2 separate regions of the Homo sapiens genome follow, and region 2 is linked to region 1. Evidence: chromatin loops called from intact Hi-C (ENCODE). Cell type or tissue: heart left ventricle. All regions are shown on one strand. Links, peaks and the distances in the headings refer to the core of each region. The heading gives the core; the rest is flanking DNA. Region 1 overlaps LINC02357 (long intergenic non-protein coding RNA 2357). Region 2 has its middle 77 kb from the start of LINC02357.

Evidence for each region. Hi-C counts contacts between places; a loop is a spot of excess contacts. Peaks named below come from ENCODE experiments on the same cell type or tissue, not always from the same donor. Only the 100,000 strongest peaks of a DNase experiment are listed, where the experiment ranks them.
Region 2: it touches region 1 in a loop (2.0-fold over the local background); 15 of 110 quality-filtered maps call a loop at or near these places.

What each region holds. Positions count from the first base shown.
Region 1 is chr4:26,072,814-26,078,191 of GRCh38, reverse strand. All of the region lies in intron 1 of LINC02357 (long intergenic non-protein coding RNA 2357), which reads right to left. Among named protein-coding and RNA genes, the nearest start is that of LINC02357, 4.7 kb to the right of the region's middle. RefSeq lists an enhancer at 3,181-3,260. In heart left ventricle, for the core only: no CTCF peak of the experiment used is centred there; no DNase peak of the experiment used is centred there; H3K27ac peaks cover 1,812 bases.
Region 2 is chr4:25,991,384-25,996,761 of GRCh38, reverse strand. No RefSeq gene overlaps it. Among named protein-coding and RNA genes, the nearest start is that of LINC02357, 77 kb to the left of the region's middle. RefSeq lists a silencer at 2,862-2,921 and an enhancer at 3,340-3,863. In heart left ventricle, for the core only: no CTCF peak of the experiment used is centred there; a DNase peak (open chromatin) is centred at 2,786.

The DNA.
Region 1 (5,378 bases), core at 286-5,285:
GCAACTCCTGAGTGACCTGGAGCTAGATGCTGGAACACAGATTGGAGAGGCACAGGCAGGCTGGACAGGCAGGCAGGGCACAGGTTTGCTGGGCACCAAAGGCCAGAGGCAAGTTAATATCTCCCCTCCCACTGCCCTTCGCTGCCTGAAGCTTTTGCACTCGGCTCACCATAGTGTGACCAGGTGCCTCTGTTCACATGCGCCTTTTTGGAAGCTGTGGGGAGGAATGCCCTTCCTTGACTCAGTTATGTGCATGGCTGGAGGCAGGGCTACAAAAATAGACTGAAGGCAAGACTTTCCACTCTTCCATTTCCCCAAAAGTAGTTTCTTCTTGGACACAAACTGCCATCTTCTCTAAATTCCCAAATTGAGTAACCACTTGGAAGGCTTTCTTGTTTTTTTTTTTTTTCTTTTTTTTTTTCAAATGATTTTTCCAGCTGTAATTTTTCTTCAGTATGGAATTTTGCTCTTTCTGCCTTGAACTTCATTATAAATCCAAGTTTAAAATCAGAACTATTATAAATAGCCTTTGTGTACAGCAAGCGTTTGGGCATGCCATGTTTTAACCTTGAAGTAGCCTCCCATTTAGGTGGCTCTATAATTCCTCAGCTTGTCCGTTTATCCTCTGCCCCCCCAAATTGGAGGTAATATTAGAAAGGCCATGTGCGGGCACACCTTCAGATGAAAGGAGTTGATATATTTAAGCGCATGTTTAAGGTCAGAGAGAAGGAATGTTCAAAAGCATAGAAAGGTATTCGGATAGTTTCTTGGATATTTAATACCTTTGGCAACACCTTATTTTCTTGAATTAGGGTCTTGTGGGTCTAGAAATGGCTTCCAAAACTATTTAGTCAATTTCCTCTTGGGGAGCGGTGGTAGAAAGGGGCAATCCTTCCTCTTACAGCTCAGGCCAACTTTCTATTTTGTACAGAGGTGAGGATATTAGTCATGATATGAAGGAGAATCCACGACATTTTGATAATTCTGGCATATGTACATCCGAAAATTGCAAATTTAATTTTTCTTAGCATACCAGAGAGACGAGTCTTCAAGGAAATGGGTCTGACTCTTGAGCTTTGTTTGGTGTTGCTTTGGCCAAATGATTTGGTGAGTCACTTGTTATGGCTTTCCCTCGGGGTTCAGTGTTGTTTTTCACTGTGCCCTTAAAACCAACTTCTAGGCCACTTAGGTGTCTTGACCAGACTTTCTGGGGCCATATTAATTCCAACCTCAGAAATTTTGTTCCTGCTTAGATATCCCCAGGTTTTCTCTCCCCTACATCTATCCTTCTACACAATCCAGATTTCAAGGTCCCTTACAGATCTCAGGTCGGTCAAGCCATCCTTGACTTGTGAAAAACCCTGCGATTTCTCCCATCTTTGAATGCCTTTTGGGATCATCATCAATATCTAATCTTTGCACTTGATCTCTAAGAATCATCTACATTGTTTAAATTTTTCTTAAGGGAAAAGGCTATGTCTTACGCTTTTTCTATATTTTCCAAAACACCTGCCCCATGTTGGGCATGCCCCAATCAATACTGGATTGATAAATGATTGAGAAGTCTTCACTAGGCCTACAGTTCATGCATCTATAAACATGGAGCTTCCCTTTATCTTTGTAGGGTTTGACCAGAATTTGCCCCCAGCCTTACCCGATTACAGGAAAAATAGTGTTCAAAGTAGGAAGCTAGTTCTGTGAATCCACATTTCCTTTGTTGGGCAATGATCTAGCTGCATGTGGCATAACATTTGCTGACACACAGTGTACTCACTCTTTTTTTTTTTTTTGGTCAGAAAAAGACTATTTCCATTCAAGTCACAAGTGGTGAAGGGTGGTGTGGTTTCTCTGTGACCTTAGGCGAGTCATTTCACCACCTTCAGCTGCAGTTTCCTCTTCTACAATTTTCCACCTCTAAGGTTGGCAGTTCTATGGTTTGGGGGCTGCTCAATGCTTCTAAGATCTCATCTAACAGATTTGTTTGCATGACAATGGGAAGGATTCTAAGGTTCAACTTCATTCTCCGCTCTGGATCTAATGTGGATGGATGGGGCCAGCAATGCTAGTAATTATTGGCTGGGACCTTCTCTCTGTATTAACCAGAGCTCCTTATATCATTCTAGCTAGCAGCTCAGAGCCTACCTTGAGGATGGCGGCATTAATCTGTCTGCTTAGGGACATCTAGACATTCTGCTAATCGTTCTTGCTACCACTATGGATATCCCTGATAGTGCAGAATCTTCTGCCTGTGGTTCTGTAAATGGGCCAAGTTAATTCTTCTGTTAGAGCCTTTGGAAAATTCAAGACAGGTACCAGTGACTAATAAAGTGACTAATAAAGGCTATATTAAATGCCCTTTCTCTTTCTTTTTTGTGGTTGATGCAACAACAAGATTGTCTAGTCTTGTTAGCCATAATTTTATAAGTTGTTGGCTTTGGTGATATATTTCTGCTTTATCATTTTAGGTGTCACATCTTGAGGACAGATGTCTTGTGTAAGACATGGGCTGATTTTCACTCGACAAAAATTGGCCCTTGTGTTAGAGGGAGAATAGAGGAAACCACTCTATTATTAGACTTTGAAATGAATGTTTATGGCCCTATAAAGTGACTAGCTAGTCTGCTGTCTGCCATGATTGAAGAGAGATCTAAAGCTAGGTCTAATTAAGAAATATCTATTATCTGATTGCTGTTGTGTTTAATAAGCTATTTAAAACAGAGAAATTATTTTGTGGAATTTAAAAAAGTGAGTTGATTGGATGCATCGGATTTGGACTTCTAAAGGATTTGCAGCATTTTTTCCTAAAAAGGCATTGTTCAGTGGGAAGTGACAGTGGGATTATTGCTCCTTGTTAAGTAAATTCAGCATGTGATTTATGTGCTTATATTTCCATGCACATTCAAGGAACCAATTCTCCTTTGAAATTTCCAAAATAGTGATGCCAAAAGAAAAAAAAAGAAGAAAGCGAGGAAGGAAAATCAGAGTTTCAGAAGAAAGTAAGCTGTTTGGATTAGAACTGAAACCACATGGGGTCCAGAAATCTTGTAATATTCTGCCCATTAAAAGTTCTTCTGCAAATAAATGTGCACATGCAAAAGTGGGGGTCGGAAAGCCATCCATTTGGATTCAGCAGCATGTCAGCCTAATTATACTAGACAATGCTGAGCTCAGTAATTCCACTTTTGATCCATTGCTGTGTGAAGTTCATTATTATCTGTTTCGAATTATTGTTCATTTCAAGAGCCGTACAATGAAAAAGCATGTCAAGACTGTGAAAGAGCCCTTGGCCTTCCCCGAAAGCTTTGTGAAACATTTCTTTGGAAACATTTCTGCTGAGATGGTGCATTGGCCGTGAGTGGGTGTAGGGGATGGGCGTCTGTGCTTCCCCTTTTCACATTTGTTTACCTTAAATACATCTCCATGGAAACAAGACCTGCTTCTGAGTTGACTTGAGGGTTGTCTGTAAGAGGAATGAATAGCAAAATATAGATAGCTAAAATTCTCATATAATCCAAAAAGGATCAGCCAAAGTGAGGGACACTAAGTGTCATTGAGCCCTCTTCAAGACTGATGATTTTAAATAAGGTTTCTCATGTAACGCTGAGAGGTAGACGGTATTGTCTCTGTTTTACAGATGAAGACCTTTAACTTCTAAATGTTTACTCAAATAGGAAGCGACAAACCCAGATTTGAACCCAGAACTGTCTGATTCTGATGCCCACGCTCTTTCTATAAAACCACATTGCCAGTCGTTTCACCCTTTCCTCCCACCTGCCCCAAGCATTTTCCAGAATTGTATAAAAATGGGCTACCCTTGATGTTTCCGTCTTTTGGGTGATTAAGTGCTTGGGAGGGAAAAGGTACTATGAAGAAAGAAAAACAAGCAGTCTGCATCATCTAAATGTGAAATCACCAACAGCAGCATAAACAATTGTCCCCTGTACTTCCGGAATCCCAGGCCAGGCCAGAAAAACCTCAATTTGCTAACAAAGCCTCAAGTAGGAAGGCCTCCATTTACCTAATTGTTGTCTTTGCTGCACTTTGAGGAGAAAACAAGACAGTGGACTGGAAAGAGCCCCAGAGATATGAGTTCAAATCTTGACCCCACCACTTATGACTTGCGGGACCCCCAGCCTCAAATGGGTAACTTCTCTGAGCCTCCAGTGTCAACAGGGTCTCTTGATGAGGCAGGATCTGGCCCAGGGTTTCCTGGTGGCCCATGGCAATAGGCAATACCCTTTACATATTGACTTAAGTCCACAATCTCTGTCTCAGATATATTAAAAATTTAGTTTGCAGACAGAGTCAACAAGGGTTGGGAAAGAACTCACACTGAGGAAATGGTCCTGTGTGGGGAGGTGGGCTCCAAAGCCAGGCCTGAGTGTTCAGGAGGCAGAATGGCCCTGGTACTATAATGTGGCTGGTACTGGATCTCAGCCTTACCCAGAATTTAAACAGGTTTGCCATAAATGCCATTGCACTAGAATTCTGGAACTGGTTGTGGGACCCCCTCACATCGACTGCAACTGATTGTAACATGAAAAGAGCACTTTCCTCTTTTTTTTTTTTTTTTGAGACAGGGTCTCACTCTGTCACCCAGGCTGGAGCTCAATGGCATCATCTTGGCTCACTGAAGCCTCAGCCACCAGGGTCCAATTGGTTTTCCTGCCTCAGCCTCCCAAGTAGCTGGGATTACAGGCGTCTGCCACCACACCTGGCTAATTTTTGTATATTTAGTAGAGACGGGGTTTCACCATGTTGGCCAGGCTGTTCTCGAACTCCTGACCTCATGCGATCTTCCCTCTTTGGCCTCCCAAAGTGCTGGGATTATAGGCATGAGCCACCACACCAGGCCTGCATTTTCCTCTTTATTTCACAGGTGACAAGATATCTAGCTTTGAGGTTCAGCTCTGATGGTACCCAAGAAATGGAGACAGCTGGAACCCTGAGTGACCCCTTCAATAGAACATTGAGGACTTGAAGCCAAAAATCCTAGCTCTGTGATCCATAGCTATAAGTGGACAACCAAGTAGGATCCGTGTTTAGGTGGTCCTGAGTTTTCTCATATGAAGGTATGATCCACTAAATATTGAACTTTCTCTGATCAAGGAAGTAGGGCTTTGGAGCCACTGAAATTTGTGTGGAGATAATAGTGAGAGTAGACCACACACATTGGAGAAGTTACCTTTTAGGTTATTGAAAAGATCAAGAGCAGTGCTGGCACAGAGTAGGACTTCAATAAATGTGAATTACCTTGATGTGTTTGGAGTACAAGCCCAAGTCGGCAAAAAATGTCCTGGATGCTGGACAAAAACCTCCATGGTGGCCCAGATCTCAAGGGGCATTAAGCCAAAGAGATCAGCTATCAGGGCGCAGTG
Region 2 (5,378 bases), core at 174-5,173, 81 kb after region 1:
CCACTGGGTACAATGGCTCACACCTGTAATCCCAGTACTTTGGGAGGCTGAGGCAGGAGGATGACCTGAGGTCAAGAGTTCGAGACCAACCTGGCTAACATGGTGACATCTCTACTAAAACTACAAAAATTAGCCGGGTGTGGTGGTGGGCACCTGTAATCCCAGCTACTTGGGAGGCTGAGACTGGAGAATCGCTTGAACCCGGGAGGCGGAGGTTGTGGTGAGCTGAGATCGCACCATTGTACTCCAGCCTGGGTGACAAGAGTGAAATTCTGTCTCAAAAAAAATTCATAGAGACTGAAAGTAGGTTGGTGGTTCCCAGAGGCTTATGGGGAGAGGTGAATGAAGAATTACTGTTTAATGGATACAGACTTTCAGCTGGGGAAGACAAAAAAACTTTGGAGTTAGATGGTGGTGATGGTTGCCCAGCATGTAAATGTACTGAATGCCACAAAACTGTACATTTAAAAATACAAACATGATACATTGTATGGCATGTATATTTTACCACAATAGGCAAAACAGCTGTTAAATAAATTAATGTTGTATAGGACTGCGGCCTCCAGCTGCTCCCTTGCCCCTCATTTCATACCTCTTGGAGACCGGTGGCACAATTCCAGGAACGGGCTATTATCGTAAAAGAAACTGAATTAAACTTATCTGAAATCCTGACCTCCATCCTTGAATCCACAAATATTCATTAAGCTCCAGCTCTGAGCTAGGCCTGGCCAAGGGCCACAGCTCAGGTGTAAGGGAGGAGGCGAGGATGCAGAGGTCTAATACCCAGACTCAGGCTTCAGAGGCCTTCGAACTCTCATCAGATTGAGGAATGTGCCATAACAACACAGGTGACACAGGACAAGCATCTCCCCATCAGTGGTAAAAGAAAGCAAGCCCTGTGGGCCTCCACTCCTTCCTCAGGAAGACATTGACCTCAAAAGAGGGTGGACGTGCCCACTGCCTTCACTTCCCGGAGGCCCGGGAGAGACCGTACCCGTGACCATCTGACCACATGCGCAACCATGGGGCCAATCAGATTCTCTGAGAATTTCAGCAGAGCATCCCAGAGGAGGAGGGTCAGGGGTGACCTGGAAATGGAAAATCACATAGACTCAGGCTGGGGCGAGCTGGTTCTCTTGAAGGAACCAGCAATGAGGATGCCACAGAGAGGGTAAGTCTTCCTGGGGAATCTGCAGCACGAAACAGACACTCAGAAAGGGGACAAGAGACACACAGGCAGGTGCTAGGGAGAGGCTGTTCCTCTCCAGCTTCCAGCCCCAGGTACGGTCCTTCCCCAGGCCTGTGCATTCCTGCCCTCCATGTCTCCAAGTGTCTCCTGTGCCCTCCCTACAGGCTCCCCTTAGAGCAGGCTGCAGGAGTGGAGGCACAGTCTGGGTCCCCTGGAAGGTGCCTCTGAGAGCATTAGGCTGCTCCATGTTGACCAAAGACTGCCCTTGGGATAGATACCTATGGAAAGGAGGGGAAGGAGGCAGGAGTGGGCGGAGAGAGCAGCTGAGCTGGGACCAGGGCCACAGCCTTGGCCAACCCATGTGTGTTAATCTGCTAGGCTGCAATAACAAAGGACCACAACCTGAGGGGCTTCACACAGAAATTTATTTCCTCACAATTCTGGAGGCTGGAAGTCTGAGATCAGGTGTTGACTGGGCTGGTTTCTTCTTTTCTTTCTTTCTTTTTTTTTTTTTTTTGAGACAGAGTCTCACTCTGTTGCCCAGGCTGTAGTGCAGTGGTGTGATCTCAGCTCACTGCAGCCTCTGCCTCCCGGGTCCAAGCGATTCTTGTGCCTTAGCCTCCTGAGTAGCTGGAATTACAGGCGAGTGCCACCAGGCCTGGCTAATTTTTGTATTTTTAGCAGAGACAGGGTTTCACCACGTTGGCCAGGCTGGTGTTGAACTCCTGACCTCAAGTGATCCATCTGCCTGCCTCAGCCTCCCAAAGTGCTGAGATTACAGGAGTGAGTCACCACACCCAGCTGGACTGGTTTCTTCTGAGGCCTCTCTCCTTGGCTTGTAGACAACTGTCTTCTCACTGTGTCTCCCTCTGGCCTTCCCTCCATGTGTCTGCATCTTAATTTCCTCTTCTTTTTTATTTTTATTTTTTGAGACGGAGTTTCACTCTTGTTGCCCAGGCTGGAGTGCAATGGTGCCATCTCAGCTCACCACAACCTCCTGGGTTCAAGCAATTCTCCTGCCTCAGCCTCCCGAGTAGCTGGGATTACAGGCATGTGCCACCACGCCCGGCTAATTTGTATTTTTAGTAGAGACGGGGTTTCTCCACGTTGGCCAGGCTGGTCTCAAACTCCCGACCTCAGGTGATCCCCCCTGCCTTGGCCTTCCAAAGTGCTGGGATTACAAGTGTGAGCCACTGCACCAGGCCGATTTCCTCTTTTTATAAGACACCTATCATATTGGATTATGGCCCAACCCAATGACCTCATGTTACCTTAATTAACCTTTAAAGGCCTTGTCTCTGAATAGAGTCTTATTTTGAGGTTCTGGGGTTTAAACTTCCACCTATCAGTTGTGGAGTTGGAGGGGCCAGGAGAGAGCACAGCTGAACTCTGACAGCATGGGAAGCTCTGGAGTCAGAACGGCCCTTCAAAATCATCCCAGTCAGGCCAAAAAGGTCAGGTCTGTAAGGATCAGTCATTGGATATGGAACTTTCTGGGAAGAGCATGACCTTGGGCGAGGCCACACTCTGCAGCTGAGTCGGTCCCTAAGGGATCTGAGAGCTGAAGGCTGTCTGTGGTCAGCTCCCCCAGCAGCTGGGGCATCGGATCCTGCATCAAAGAGGGCGTTACTTTCAGGATCCAGAGGGCGGTACTTTCAGGATCCACCACCAGGTGGGTTCTGTGTCCTGCAGCTGAACGAACTTGAAGGCGGGGCTGTCCTGGGGGTGAAGTGAAACAATGATTGGCAGCTCCCTGAGGGTGGGACTGTGTGTTGGTCACCGTATCCTCCACCCATGACAGACACTTCATCCATCTCCACCCTGTTGCAGCCTTTCTTCCAGAAAAGGAGATGTCTGCTGGGTGGGGTCTAAGACAACTCGTGATCTGGTGACAATAGGGATGGATGTGACTGGTGCTGTCACACACCCCCGCCCACTCACATAACAAAGTGAGCTGAGGTTGCTTTCTTGCATAATGAAGGAAAACCCAAGAGAACTGCAGAGAGGGGCGGGGAATAAACCAGGGCTGGCAGCTGCTGGCCCCCAGACTCCTTGTTAAGTGAAAAGAATAAAGCCCTTTTTATTTAACACACTGTGTAGTGGGTTGAATGGTGGGCGTGTCGTGTCCCCTCGGCCCCGCCCCTGCAACAGAAAGTCCTTCCCCTGAGACTTGCAAATGTGACCTTTTTTGGAAAAAGAGTCTTTGTAAATGTAGTTAAGTAAAGGAGATAAAAATAATCCTGGGTTAGAGTGGTCCCTGAGTCCAATGACTCAATAAGCGTTCTTATAGAGACTTGTCCTCTGGAAGAAGAGCAGAAAGACACAGAGGAAAGGTAATGTGAAGATAGAGGTGGATATGGAAATGACTCACCTAGAAGCCAAAGAATTCCAAGAATTGGCCAGGCACGGTGGCTCATGCCTGTAATCCCAGCACTTTGGGAGGCTGAGGTAGGCGCATCACCTGAGGTCAGGAGTTTGAGACCAGCCTGACCAACATGGAGAAACCCCATCTCTACTAAAAATACAAAATTAGCCACATGTGGTGGCGCATGCCTGTAATCCCAGCTACTCAGGAGGCTGAGTCAGGAGAATTGTTTGAACCTGGGAGGTAGAGGTTGTGGTGAGCTGAGATCCCGCCATTGCCCTCCAGCCTGGGTAACAAGAGCGAAACTCTGTCTCAAAAAAAAAAAAAGGAATTCCAATAATTGCCAGCAGCCTCCAAAATCTAGGAGATGGGCATGAAGCAATTCTCCCTCAGAGCCTCCAGAAGGAACCAACCCTGCTGACGCCTTCATTTCAAACTTCTGGCCTCTGGAAGTGTGAGGGAATAAATTTCTGTTGTTTTAAGTCACCAAGTTTGTGGTACCTTGTCAAGACAGCCACAGAAAAGTATTACATGCTGTATTGTTAGGTTATTTTCTGTTTGCAACCCAAATCCTAATTGTTGTAACTTAGCAGCACCCGACATACAATAAAATTAAATGAATGAATGGTCCGGGCACAGGGGCTCATTCCTGTAATCTCAGCACTTTGGGAGGCCGAGGCAGGCGGATCACTTGAGGCCAGAAGTTTAAGATCAGCCTGGGCAGACTGAGCGCAGTGGCTCTTGCCTATAATCCCAGCACTTTGGGAGGCCGAGGCCAGTGGATCACCTGAGGTCAGGAGTTCAAAACCAGCCTGGGCAACATGGTGAAACTATGTCTCTATTAAAAATACAAAAATTAGCTAGGCATGGTGGCACACACTTGTAATCCCAGCTATCCAGAGGCTGAGGCAGGAGAATCACTTGAACCTGGGAGGCAGAGATTGCAGTGAGCTGAGACTGCACCACTGCACTCCAGCCTGGGGAACAGAGTGAGACTCAGTCTCAAAAAAAAAAAAGAACAAATGTACTTATTTGTATGTGCCTGATAGGACATACTTAAATGTGCATACTTTTATTTGCTTTCTTAGTGGGATAGTAGAAAAGACTTTGGAGAGCATTCCCCTGCACTGAGCAGGCTGATGTGCTCACACAGCTGTGGAGGAGGGTGATCTAGACAGGAGGGATGACACGGGCAAAGATATGAAATTGGGAGGGTGCAAAGCATGTTGAAGGTTTGAGGGTTCAGGGGGCCGTATGTAGATCAGCCTGGTGGTATAGGGTGCATCTGGGAGGCAGAGGGAGGCCAAGCAGGAAAGGCAGCCTGGGGCCAGTGTGGAAGTCACCAAAGCCATTCCAGACGTGGCACTGGCCTTTCCCTGAAGGTAATGGGCTGTCATCGCAGGTTTTTCACCCAGGAGCAACATGATAGAAATGGTGCTTTAGAAAAATGAGTCTGGTCTCATTAGCATTGATTCTAGTCCTGCTGAGACAACAAGGCATAGATAAATGGTCCACATCCATCCTTAAAAGTGCACAGCAATTGTCCAAATGAACCACACTCTACACTGGCTGAGCTTTCAATTACAAAATGCCATCAGTTACAATGACACAATGGGGCATTACAGTAATCCGTCACTGAAATCATATAAAGCTGCCAACTCTGTGTTCTGCCACCAAGATCTTGGCCCTTTGAGCCTGCCTCTCCCGCCAGCCAACTCCGCCTTTAGGCAAGGATTCCCAGTATCCCCCTGGGTAATTCCAGACCTAGAGTCACTTCTCTCACACTCTGGGCTCTGACCCCATCTCAGGTCCTGCCTGTGGCTC